Linked DNA regions of Homo sapiens: region 2 is linked to region 1. Evidence: chromatin loops called from intact Hi-C (ENCODE). Cell type or tissue: psoas muscle. All regions are shown on one strand. Each heading gives the region's core, and the rest is flanking DNA. Links, peaks and the distances in the headings are about the cores only.

Region 1 (5,378 bases), core at 145-5,144:
GCAGCTAATAACGTCACATAGCAAAAAGAGTCTCAAAACCAGACAGGTGACAGGGGATTTGAGACTGATCTTACCAGCTCTTCTGGGAAGTCTCACTCTGGCGTGGATTTCTGCCCCATAGCCCACCCTGAGGGGAAGAAAGGCTGGCTGGATGGAGGTGGGCGCTTCCTTGGTGCTCCTGGGCTCTCCCCATCTTCATGCTGTGTCGTTTTGCTTTATGCCTCCCTGGAGCACTCTTGGAAAGGAGCTTTCTTCTGCTTGCCAGTTGCCAACCATTTGCTGATTCTCATCAGAAGAATCTAATATTTGCATAACGTAACTCAGGAACAATGTGTATTTGGATGCTGCCTTTGAGCGGAGTCCAACTGATGTTTGTGCACAAAGGAATTATTAACCACCCGTAAGGCTCCCTAAGGGGAAGTGGCCTCACCTCCCCTAGTGGTAAACGGGCCCAGTCCTGAGAAGCCTTTTGGCACATCACTCCCTAACCCCTAGTGGAGGAAGGGACTTCAGAAGAGCCCGAAAGTCCCCTGCACAAGCCTGACTTGCTGCACGCCTCCTCTGTGGGTTTGTTCATGGGCCCGTCCCCTGCATTCCAAACACACCCCCAGGGTCAGGGCGTCTGGAAACAAAACAGTGAATAAAAGGAGGAAGGAAAAGAAAAAAAAAACAGCGTATGCTAGTAACCAGTTAGCCGTCCTTCACTTATTCTCGACAAGATCCTATGAGCTGGAAGGAACACAGAACAGGAGAGTTCAGATGGGCTATTGACAGGCCCAAATTCACACAACAGGAAATAGAGGAGCGGAGGCAAAGTCCCAAACCTTCCTGCCTAGATGTGCGTACATTGTGGGTTTTTAAATTTTTTTTTTGTTTGTATTTTTTGTGGGTACATAAGAGGTGTAGATATTTATGGGTCACATGACATATTTTGATACAGGCAGGCAATGTGTAATCATCACATCAGGATAAATGGGATATCCAGCCCTTCAAGCATTTATCCTCACAAGTTGTGTTTTGCCTCTCGGAACCAAGAGGAAAAAGAGAAAGGAGGAGGAAATGAAACACGATGACCTCTGGACCCCTACTCCAAAATGTGTCCCCCCTCGGTGGGGCTGGCAGTGTTGGTTGGAGGAGCAGGCGTGCTCTGGGAGTCGAGTCCTGAGTGGGACCACCCCGAGGTCTGGCAGGAATGGAACATGCCGGCAGAGCTCTGGGCCCAGTGGTATCTACAGATTTAATTACTTACAACACATTTTTATACCTCGTAAGTATTGACTCCCTATTTTGGAGTCCTCTTGGCAGCGATCCCACAAGGGAGCTATGGATGCCTTGGGAAAGATCTGGTGCTGAAGTTCACACTCACAGCAGATGTGCAGACATTGCACACGCAAGCACACGGGGCTGTAATGGAAGCACTATCAGTAAATGAATAAATAGTGTGGACGACATCTCCCTGATTTGTCACATTTTATAGAATAGCCCGGCATCCCCTACGTGTCTCCCTCCCGTCCACATCGTAGCTCAGCTGTCAGCCGGTGCAGGCTCAGCACATCTCCTGGGTCTGGCAGGTGAACGAGCTGGGAGTCTGTGTCTCTGTGTAAGCCCCTCTGCCGGCCGGCTTGCTTTAATTAATGTCTGTGTGCGCCCAGGCAAGCACTTGTGCACAACTACCTCGTGTCACCTCCACCCCCAACACTCATGAGAGCCCATAAAATTAAGAGTTAACTTTCAGCGATGTGTATAAGCAAGGCTATTTTTCCCTTTCTGCTGTTTTTTTTTTTTTTTCCTGGAGCCGGGTACTTAATTCTTTCTGTTGCCTTTTTATTTACTGCCTCAACATCTACAGGGTTGCACTCTACACTTCTTTCAAAAATTAAGTGAGAAATCCACTTTCCATAAATTAAAACAGTAACTTCAGGCCAGGAGCTTTGAAGCAGCAATTCTCCCAACCCCCGTCTCCCCACCCGCAGCAAAAACAAATAAAAAGAAATAATAAAAGAAAAAGCCCTCTCAGATCGGAGTGATTATGTAATTCTGCAGATGCCTTGCCTTTGGGGCAGCCACTGGGACGCTGGGCAGAAGCAAATTAAGTGATTAGTAAAGAAAAAAGGCAGAGGAAAAAAAAAAGTCAAAGGATGTGAACGGAGAGAAAGGAAGCCTTCCCTGTCGTTTCCCCCGCGACTGTACAGAGAACTGCTAAGAAATGATACTTGAAGTTATATTTATTATTGTAAGAGGGTATGATATTTCTGGGCAGGAATGATGGATGACAACTTGAATTTGTGTCCAGGGAATGAAGGTGAACTGTGACAGAGTTATTTATCTTGGGAATGGAGGTTAGGGTCAGCCGAGGCTGGGTGCCTGAAGGCACAAGACATTGACAAATTTATCCTGCAGGCCGTATCTGAAGCCCTTTGTTTTGGATCCTGGCTACTCACTAAGTGACCCTCATCCTTCATGTTGGCAATGCGTGAAGGATGCGGTGGGTGCCAGCGGCCCCTTCTCCCCCGCCGCCCCCGCCCCGACTCCTGCTACTAATTCTTGTCATTCACTTTGCTGACAGGCACCAAGCCCAAACTATTCCCAGTCCTGAAAGGGAAGGTTAAAATATTTATTTCGGCTCATAATGGCCTCCCTGATTTAGTGCAGGATCATTTTTCCTGTTGCCTTTGTCATTGCAGGTCACTGGAAGGACTGAGCGCATTCAGGAGCCTGGAGGAACTCATCTTGGACAACAATCAGCTGGGGGACGACCTTGTGTTGCCAGGGTTACCCAGACTGCATACCTTAACCCTCAACAAGAACCGAATATCCTTTCCTCTGCCCGCTGCCCCCACTCCCCACCCAGCCCCACAGTCGTCCCCCAACCCCACCCTGCACAAATACCTGCAAAATGTCAAATGAGTTTTACGTGTCAGCTAAATTAAAGTATGTGAAATACAGTTCGTGGGCAGACAAAGCATTCTGTCTTCTGGCACTCGGGACACTTCAGAGTAATTTATTATAGGTCATTCATAAATGAAACGCACCATTATATCTTCCTGTTGCTCCATTTTAGTGTAGAGATCTAAGTTATGGCTGTGAAGAAATCTTTTTAATAGATAAAAATAGAGAAAGAAAATAATGTCACCGCTGCAGAGGCAGCGAAGCCCAGTCTGTTTGCTTGGGCTTGTGTGGGAGGGCGACCTCTGGTGGGAAGTCCCGGGTAATGCCGCCAAGCAAACTTCCTCTCCTGGGAGGTTTCTGGAAGGCTCTGGGGCAGGCTTGGGGAACCGTTTTGGTGAGGGAAAGGAGCTAAGGTGGCAGAGACATGTGAAGCCCAGGCCTGGCTATGCCCTCACTGGGGGATACCATGCTCTGGTGATGAGAGGCCTAGGGGACCCACGACAGTGTATGGCCTCCTCTATGGAGGCAAGGACCTAGTCAGCCTAGGGTGAGACTTACGGGCACTAACTGCTCTGGATTCTGTAGTGGGGATGGAAACAGGGAACCCTTGCTGCAACCTAAGGCCCGTAGCTCCTGCATTGTTAGTGTAGTGGATTACCCGGCACTAGAATGCCAGCTCGATGGGACAGGGAGTTTCCTTGGTTTTGTTAACTCCTCTGTTCTTCACACTAAGAATAGTGCCTGGCACCAAGTACAAGCTCAATAAATATTTGAGGGATGAATGCATCATTATCATTAGCTATTCCTTATTGAGCACTCCTAGGAATGAGGCATGGTGCTGGGTTCTTTATGTGTGTTGTTATTCATCCTTACCAAGCCCTGTGAGAAGGGTGTGTCTTTTCCATTTACCTAGACATAGAAAGAGGTGAGGTGTAGGCACACAGCCAGACACTAGCAAGATGCTAGGTCCTGGATGATTCAGTGTCAACTGTGTTGTGTCCAAAGTCCAATGTCTGCATTCTACTGTGTTGCTTCAGACTCAGTGGTCCAATGGCTTTGTTTTATTGGATGGAACATTTGAGACCTGGAGTAGTTAAACCACTTGTTCACATTCATACAATAAGTTAGAAATAGAAAAGGAGACAAGGCATTTTCCTCTAGAGTATAAAATAAAATCAGATATACATGTAAGGCTTGGCACATATGCATATGCCAGCATTTAAGAATGATTTGCAGAAGTATTTGTTAGCTACTGTTTATACTTCAAGCCATAAGTTAATGTTTTCTTTATTCTCTCAGATATTGTCTCAGTCAGCTCTTGCTGCTACAGCACAGTACCGTACATGAGGTGGCTTAAACAACAAACATTTATTTCTCACAGTCTGGAGGCTGGAGGTTTGAGATCAGGATGCCAGCAGGGTTGGTTTCTTGGTGAAGATACTTTCTCACTGTATCATCACATAGCAGAGAGAGAGGAAGCAAGCTTTTTCAAGTCTCTCCTTATAGGGGCACTGATCCCATCAGAGAGATCTACCCTTATGACCTAATCACCTCCCAAAGGCCTCATCTCCACATACCATCATTTTGGGGATTAGAATTTCAACATATGAATTTGAGGGAAGAACAAACATTCAGACCATAGTATTATAAATATGCTCCTTGTGGTCATTATTGTCACTTTGATAGAAGTAGAAGGGGAGGGCCTACATGTAAATTCACAGTCTTTGTCATAATGAAATTTTGGTGGAATTTTCCCTTCTTATGTCTGTTAGTCAACCAAGTTTCCCAATCACTCTTTGAAAAACTTTGTAGTCTTATGGCTTTCTAGGCTGTCTTAGATGATCAGTTGGCCAATATTCTCAAATAAATCAAGGACAGAAGGATTTTTAGACATGTCCTGTGTCCCAGGTCTCCGTAGAATATTAGGGTCCATGGACTTTGGTTCATGTCTCAGCTTAATCATATTTAGCGGTGTGACCTTGGACAAGTTATCTTCTGTGAGCTTCTTTTTCTCATTTTTAAAGAAATATGTTGGACTGGTCGATGGTTTTATTCACAGTATTGCTGTCACCAGAGATAAGCAGGCCTCTTGGCTTCAGAGTGCTGAGAGGTTTTCTTTGTCTTTGGTTGAGTCCTTTCCCTATTCTGTGCCTCCACTTTTCCAATCTGTAGCAGTAATGCTAAGGGAGTAATGGTAATGGCCTAGGAGGGACCGAAGCAGAAGACACTGTGTGGCTGTAAACCTGACCAGTGATATCACTGGTGCTGTTGTAGCACATTTTCTTATCAGTGAATATTCTGAATAGACTTCTTTCCTTTTTTCTCCTCTGCTCTACTAATGTGATTGTGAAGATCATCTTCCCCATCTACTTGACTCAGAAGTCACAGAGAAAGGTAGGTAAAATCAGGCAATAACAGCACATGCTATCTTCTCAACCCAGCACTTCTGATGCCACTTTTTCAGCTAAATGACTCTCCTACCTAACTGT
Region 2 (5,378 bases), core at 269-5,268, 110 kb before region 1:
ATTTTCCCCCTTTTCTCAAGGGCCAACAAATTAAATTTGAGGGGCTGGGGTTTCTCTGCTTTTGAAGAAACGGGTGATTTAAGAGAGTCACATGCTCGTCCCAGTGGCTGCCACTCTAGTTGAATGGGTGGCTTTCTTACAAGTGCACCTCGGGTTGCCTTGGCCGATTTCTGGCTTTTCAGATCTACAGCCTCCTCTGCTGACCTTTCTCCTCATCGGAGTATGCAGTCCATTCTCCCAGAGATGACACCAATACCAAGTCGTCCTGGGACTGGCTTATTGTCTGACAAAGTGCTGTGAGGATGTGACACTTTAGCTATGTAAGAGGATTGTGAGTAAAACACAATAATCTGATTTTTTTTTGTAAATTTTTTTTGCCCTCTCAGCATTAGGTTTTGAATAATTTATTATTCCTTCTTCATATACTCCTGGCGGTGAGGTTAATTTGGTCATCTTGCAGGGGCCTGGCTGGTAATGAACATTTTTATATCAGGCCTCGGAGTACTTTCTCCGTAAGACATACCACATGTTTACCACTTAATTGCCCAAGTTGCTTGAGAGTGTTAGCGTCTGGGGGGGTTGGAATATGGCAGTTTATTGTACAGAAATATTTTGTGTATTTGATCTTAAAAAATATATTCTGAGAGACATCCAAATTCTTGAACTGCATATGGCCCCAATATAATTTTACATTTGGTTTAGTAGTTTGGAGGGGGGGAGCTTCTTTCCAAAGAGATAATTATGTCATTGTGGAGGAAGAAGGTGATGGTGGCAGTGGTGGTGGTAATGGTGGCAGCAGCAGACACTTACATAAGCATTTTCTTTTTCTTTTTTTTTTTTGGAGACAGAGTCTCGCTGGAGTGCAGTGACACAGTCTCGGTTCACTGCAGCCTCTGCCTCCTGGGTTCAGGTGATTCTCCTGTCTCAGTCTCCCAAGTAGCTGGGATTACGGGTGCCTGCCAGCATGCTTGGCTAGTTTTTGTATTTTTTGTAGAGACAGGTTTTCACCATGTTGGCCAGGCTGGTCTCGAACTACGAACTACTGACCTCGTATAATCTGGCTGCCTCATTTATTACATACCAGGCAGTATTCATTTAGCTCCCATAACAACTCTAGGGATAGGTTCTATTAATATTGCCTCTGTGCAGAGAAGGAAACTGAGCCCCAGAGAGGTTAAGTAACTTGCAGTCATTGAATTAGAATTCAAATTCAGGTAGTCTGGTAGCAGAGTCCATTCTTTTAATCCATGTGCTAGGTACACATAGGCATGTGGGGAACCCTGAAATGCCAGGTGGAGTCCTGTTGTGCCTCTATTATTCTTGTGTGTCTAAGGCTTTCTGGGAAGGATTTTATTAGAACTGGGCATCAACTGCCTGGAAAGCAGGTTGAGCCACCTAGCAGGGAGCAAGACCACAGAGCTATCTTCTCTGTGTTAGCCGAGTAAAAAGTGGAGCAGGGGAGAGAAAAGATGAAACAGTGGCAGGAGGATCTTTCCTGGTCACAAAAGTTAACCAACTTCCAAGTTAGATTCAAAACACTTGTCTGAAATTTTTCATCTAGTGCTCTGCAGAGACATGTATGTTTACACTCTGCATTCAGTTCTAGGTTATAGTAAGCCGGTTTCCAGAAGATGGAGACCTGCACTCCTGGTTTTCCTAGAACCTAGCTGGAGAAGCCGGGTGGCAGCCCGCCCACCTTTTTATCTTGATTTTATGCAGTATACTATGAAATTGCTCACTAAAGAGATTAATTAGTGGGGTCTTCACCTGGGTGTTTATGGGCATGTTTGGCAGTTTGGGATTGCTCCCGTGTTCTTCAAGCCTGCAGGGCACGTCTTGTGGATTGCAGTGGTGTGCTACCACACTCTAGCACCCACTCATGCTGCTGTTATTTTGGTTTCCTGGGCCTGTAACTTTGCTGTAAACAAGCAAAATTGCTTTCTACTCAGTGGGCTGTTTCCTGACACAGCAGGAGACCTTGTTGTTTTTCTCCTGGAAATCTCTGGGCTTCTCCTATCCTATCTGATACTTAGAAGGAACCCTTGCAGACTTACATATTACAGTAAGGCGCACACTTGTCACGGATCTGGGTTGACTTCAGTGTGTCTTTAGGAAGCCTCCCCTAGTGCTCCACGCTGCCCTCTGGCTGCAGCAAACCTAAAAGCTGGAGAGCAATACTGCCAGTCTCAAGTTGCACCATCAGGGACACCACTGAGATTTCAACTCTTGAATCAAAGAATTTAGGATTGGAATGGATAGAGCTTAACTAGCCTTTTCAGTGCCTCAGCTCAGGGGTCTCCAGCGATAGGGAATTCATTATACCCAGAAGCAGCACAAGCCAACTTATCTGAGACAAGTAGGGTTTGTTCTTAAGATGAGCCAAATGTGTTTCTCTAGAATTTCCATCCATTGGTCCTTTTCCTAACTCCCTGGGGCTACAAAGATCCCAGGTGTTAAATTTGTGCATCCCATAAACCACTGTAAAACTGTATAAGTCTTCAGCCTGTAGAGATCTGCCTGTTTTCTCCTTCACTTGTTCGTTCCATCATGTTCAATGGAGATATTAATAGCTAGAGAGAGCTTCTATCAAGACTCTTCCCTCTTCCTCTTCTCCTCACTTCTTCCTTCCAGCCCACTCTTCCCAACCTTGCTCTGCACTTTTTATGGCTCACCTACTCTTTCAACAGAATCCAATTCCTTGCTTTAATTTCAGGTAGCCCTGAGTCCAGAATTTAGGTGTTCGAGGAAGGACCTCCTGAATTGAGGTAAGGGAATAAGACACATTCCCCAAAATGAGACTGTAATCAAGTGGTGCTATTTCCACTTTGCAAATGAGGTAACTGAAGTTTAGAAAGGTTAAGTTACTTGCCCAAGGACACACAGCTAGTAAACAGTAAAGTAGATTTGGACTCAGGTCTGCCGACAATAAAGCCTCAGCTATTTACAAAGCAGGTCTAATGTACTGGTTATAATTATGGATTCTGGAGCCCAGCAGGCCTGGGTTCAAGTCTCCATATACTAATTGGTGACCTTGGGAAAGTTATTTAGCCTCTCTGTATCTCAGTGTCCTCATTGGTGGAACAGTAATAATAATGCTACCTGCCTCACAGGGTTGTTGTGAAAATTAAATGAGAAAAAGCATGTAAAGCAGTTGGCACAGCACCTGTATGTGATAACCACTCAGTAAGTTTTAGTTTAACATCATCATCATCATCATCATCATCATCATCATCATCATCTATTTTTAAAATTATGATAGAGAATGTCAGAGCTTTGCACGGTTGGCTATGGAGCCTGAAATGTGGCCACCTAACTCTTGGGGTGGGGGGTGAATTCACGCGGCAGGGAGCTGCAAATAACCCTTTGGTGGATGCTTTACAATGGAGGCTGGGTGGGGTCTGGGAAGAGTGGCAGTGGCTATGATTATTATTTTTTAGTTTTGGGTTTTTTTTTTTACACTTTGAGAAGATTGCTACAGTTATCTGGAAATCTATTGCTCGGGCAAAAGCAGGATTGCGTGATACAATTTAAAAGGCCGGCAGCTGCATTTCATCCTTTTCACAAGAAAATAACCCCTTACTCCAGTGAAGCTAAAAATAAAAATGGCAGTACATTTGGCAACCACGCTTCTTCCTTTATTACCTCAGCAGTATCTGAATAAAATGTCTTATTAAGCAAGATATAAGGGCAATGAAAGGGAGAGTAAGTCAAATTAGTTGACATCTAAAGCATGGTGCATCATATACCGCGAGGGTAGTTACTGTTTAGTAAAATGGATTTAATGCTTAATATAAATGCTGATATTTAGATGGCTATATTTTGGCAACTCAGGAGGAAGAGAGGTGGTTTTTGAGCTGGTATAACTAGGTTTTAGGTCCTTTCCTGACACAAACCACTCATGTGGCACTGGGTGGCATGCTCCATAACCTTGGGCCCCACTTCCTCCATGTGCTAAAGGAAGGGTGTTTTCTGGCACCCAGTGGCTCTGTGGCAGGATCTCAGGGTAATCTGGGAAGAGTGGCAAAAACAGGGCTCTGAATACCCACCCCACTCAGACAGGTGCAACACTGCCTGTATCTGCTTTACATATTGGGACAACTGGGTGAGATTTTCTTTGGGGAAAGGATTACACGAATAAAACATAGGTTGTCAAACCACCAGATTTGATTATTTCTAAGGAACCCTACAATTCTCACCTTTGAAAGTTCCACCATGCCAAGTTTGAACTGGCTCTGAAAGCACTCTGGGTCCTGTTTCAGCTCTACCACCTACAGTGCCCAGAAAGGACCTCGGGGTCCAGGAGACAGGGCAGTGCACTAGATACAGCACAAGGTAGGGTGTGACCAGGGAAGAAAAGTGGTGGCAAATCCCATTATAAACATGGATGGATGCAGGCTTGTGTGCCTGTATACATGTGTAAGTGCATATACAAGCATTTAAATGCATGATCTATGTGTGTGTGTGTGTGTGTAAATGAATGCGTTTGTGCATATGTTGGTAGAATTCATGTACAAATCGGTTTCTTACATTTGTGCATAGAGAAGATGTATGCACAGCCATACCATCGTTGGCCAACTGTTGTCTCATTTATGCCAGCCATCACCTTGGTGGGTTAACCTTCATTTTCGTGGTTGAAGTGAGGAAACTGAGTCTTACAGAAGCTAAGTAACCTCCCCAAGTTACATGGCTAACAGTTTGCAGAGTAGAGGGATCATACTGTATTAGGTATTTGTTTTATATATGCCTGGGATAGTGCCTTACTATTAGGGCCCTGGTCCACATAGCCCTCAAATTTCTGTGTGATGAGGAGAGTCTCATATATGACAGGGACCACTGTGGGTTAGTCTTTTAGAATTTTGGTTTTGTTTGATTTCTTGTTTCATTACTTTTGGGATCCTGTAGTTGAGGGTTACAATGACATAGCATGACCAGGGCTTATCCCAACCACTCTTTTCCCAAAAATGACTAAATAATGTCGTCAGGAGTTTGTTCAGGATTTCCTTCTTTGAGAGCTTCCTTCCAAAACTTCTTTTGTGACAGAGTTGGGAGCCTATTGAAAAATGAGGCTGATCAGTCACAAGTCCTATTATGCAAAGTCATTCTTAGGTACTATTGGCAAGTAACTGAATGCAATCCTAGCAAAGACCTTAGGAAATCTTGTTTCCTTTTATTCATACCATGAAGCACATTGAAGACTGTCAGTCATCCTGCTTCCTTGGAATCATATGCTGAGAGGCTTTTATTCTGAAGAAAATCATGAAACCTGCGAATAGATTTATGCTCTGCTTCTAATGGTTCATGAAGCCTAAGTATATCTAATAATAGTTCTTTCACCTGATTTGCCTAAGACTAAGATCTTGTATAAACAACTCTCACCA

Evidence for each region. Peaks named below come from ENCODE experiments on the same cell type or tissue, not always from the same donor. Only the 100,000 strongest peaks of a DNase experiment are listed, where the experiment ranks them.
Region 2: it touches region 1 in a loop (2.3-fold over the local background); 13 of 110 quality-filtered maps call a loop at or near these places.

The regions. Positions count from the first base shown.
Region 1 is chr10:76,033,324-76,038,701 of GRCh38, forward strand. LRMDA (leucine rich melanocyte differentiation associated) reads left to right here. Exons shown (of 7, transcript NM_001305581.2): 3 at 2,685-2,811. Among named protein-coding and RNA genes, the nearest start is that of MIR606, 480 kb to the left of the region's middle. RefSeq lists an enhancer at 822-4,808. In psoas muscle, for the core only: a CTCF peak has its summit at 3,195 (motif pointing left); a DNase peak (open chromatin) is centred at 3,198; H3K4me3 peaks cover 946 bases.
Region 2 is chr10:75,924,844-75,930,221 of GRCh38, forward strand. All of the region lies in intron 2 of LRMDA (leucine rich melanocyte differentiation associated), which reads left to right. Among named protein-coding and RNA genes, the nearest start is that of MIR606, 380 kb to the left of the region's middle. In psoas muscle, for the core only: a CTCF peak has its summit at 2,149; no DNase peak of the experiment used is centred there.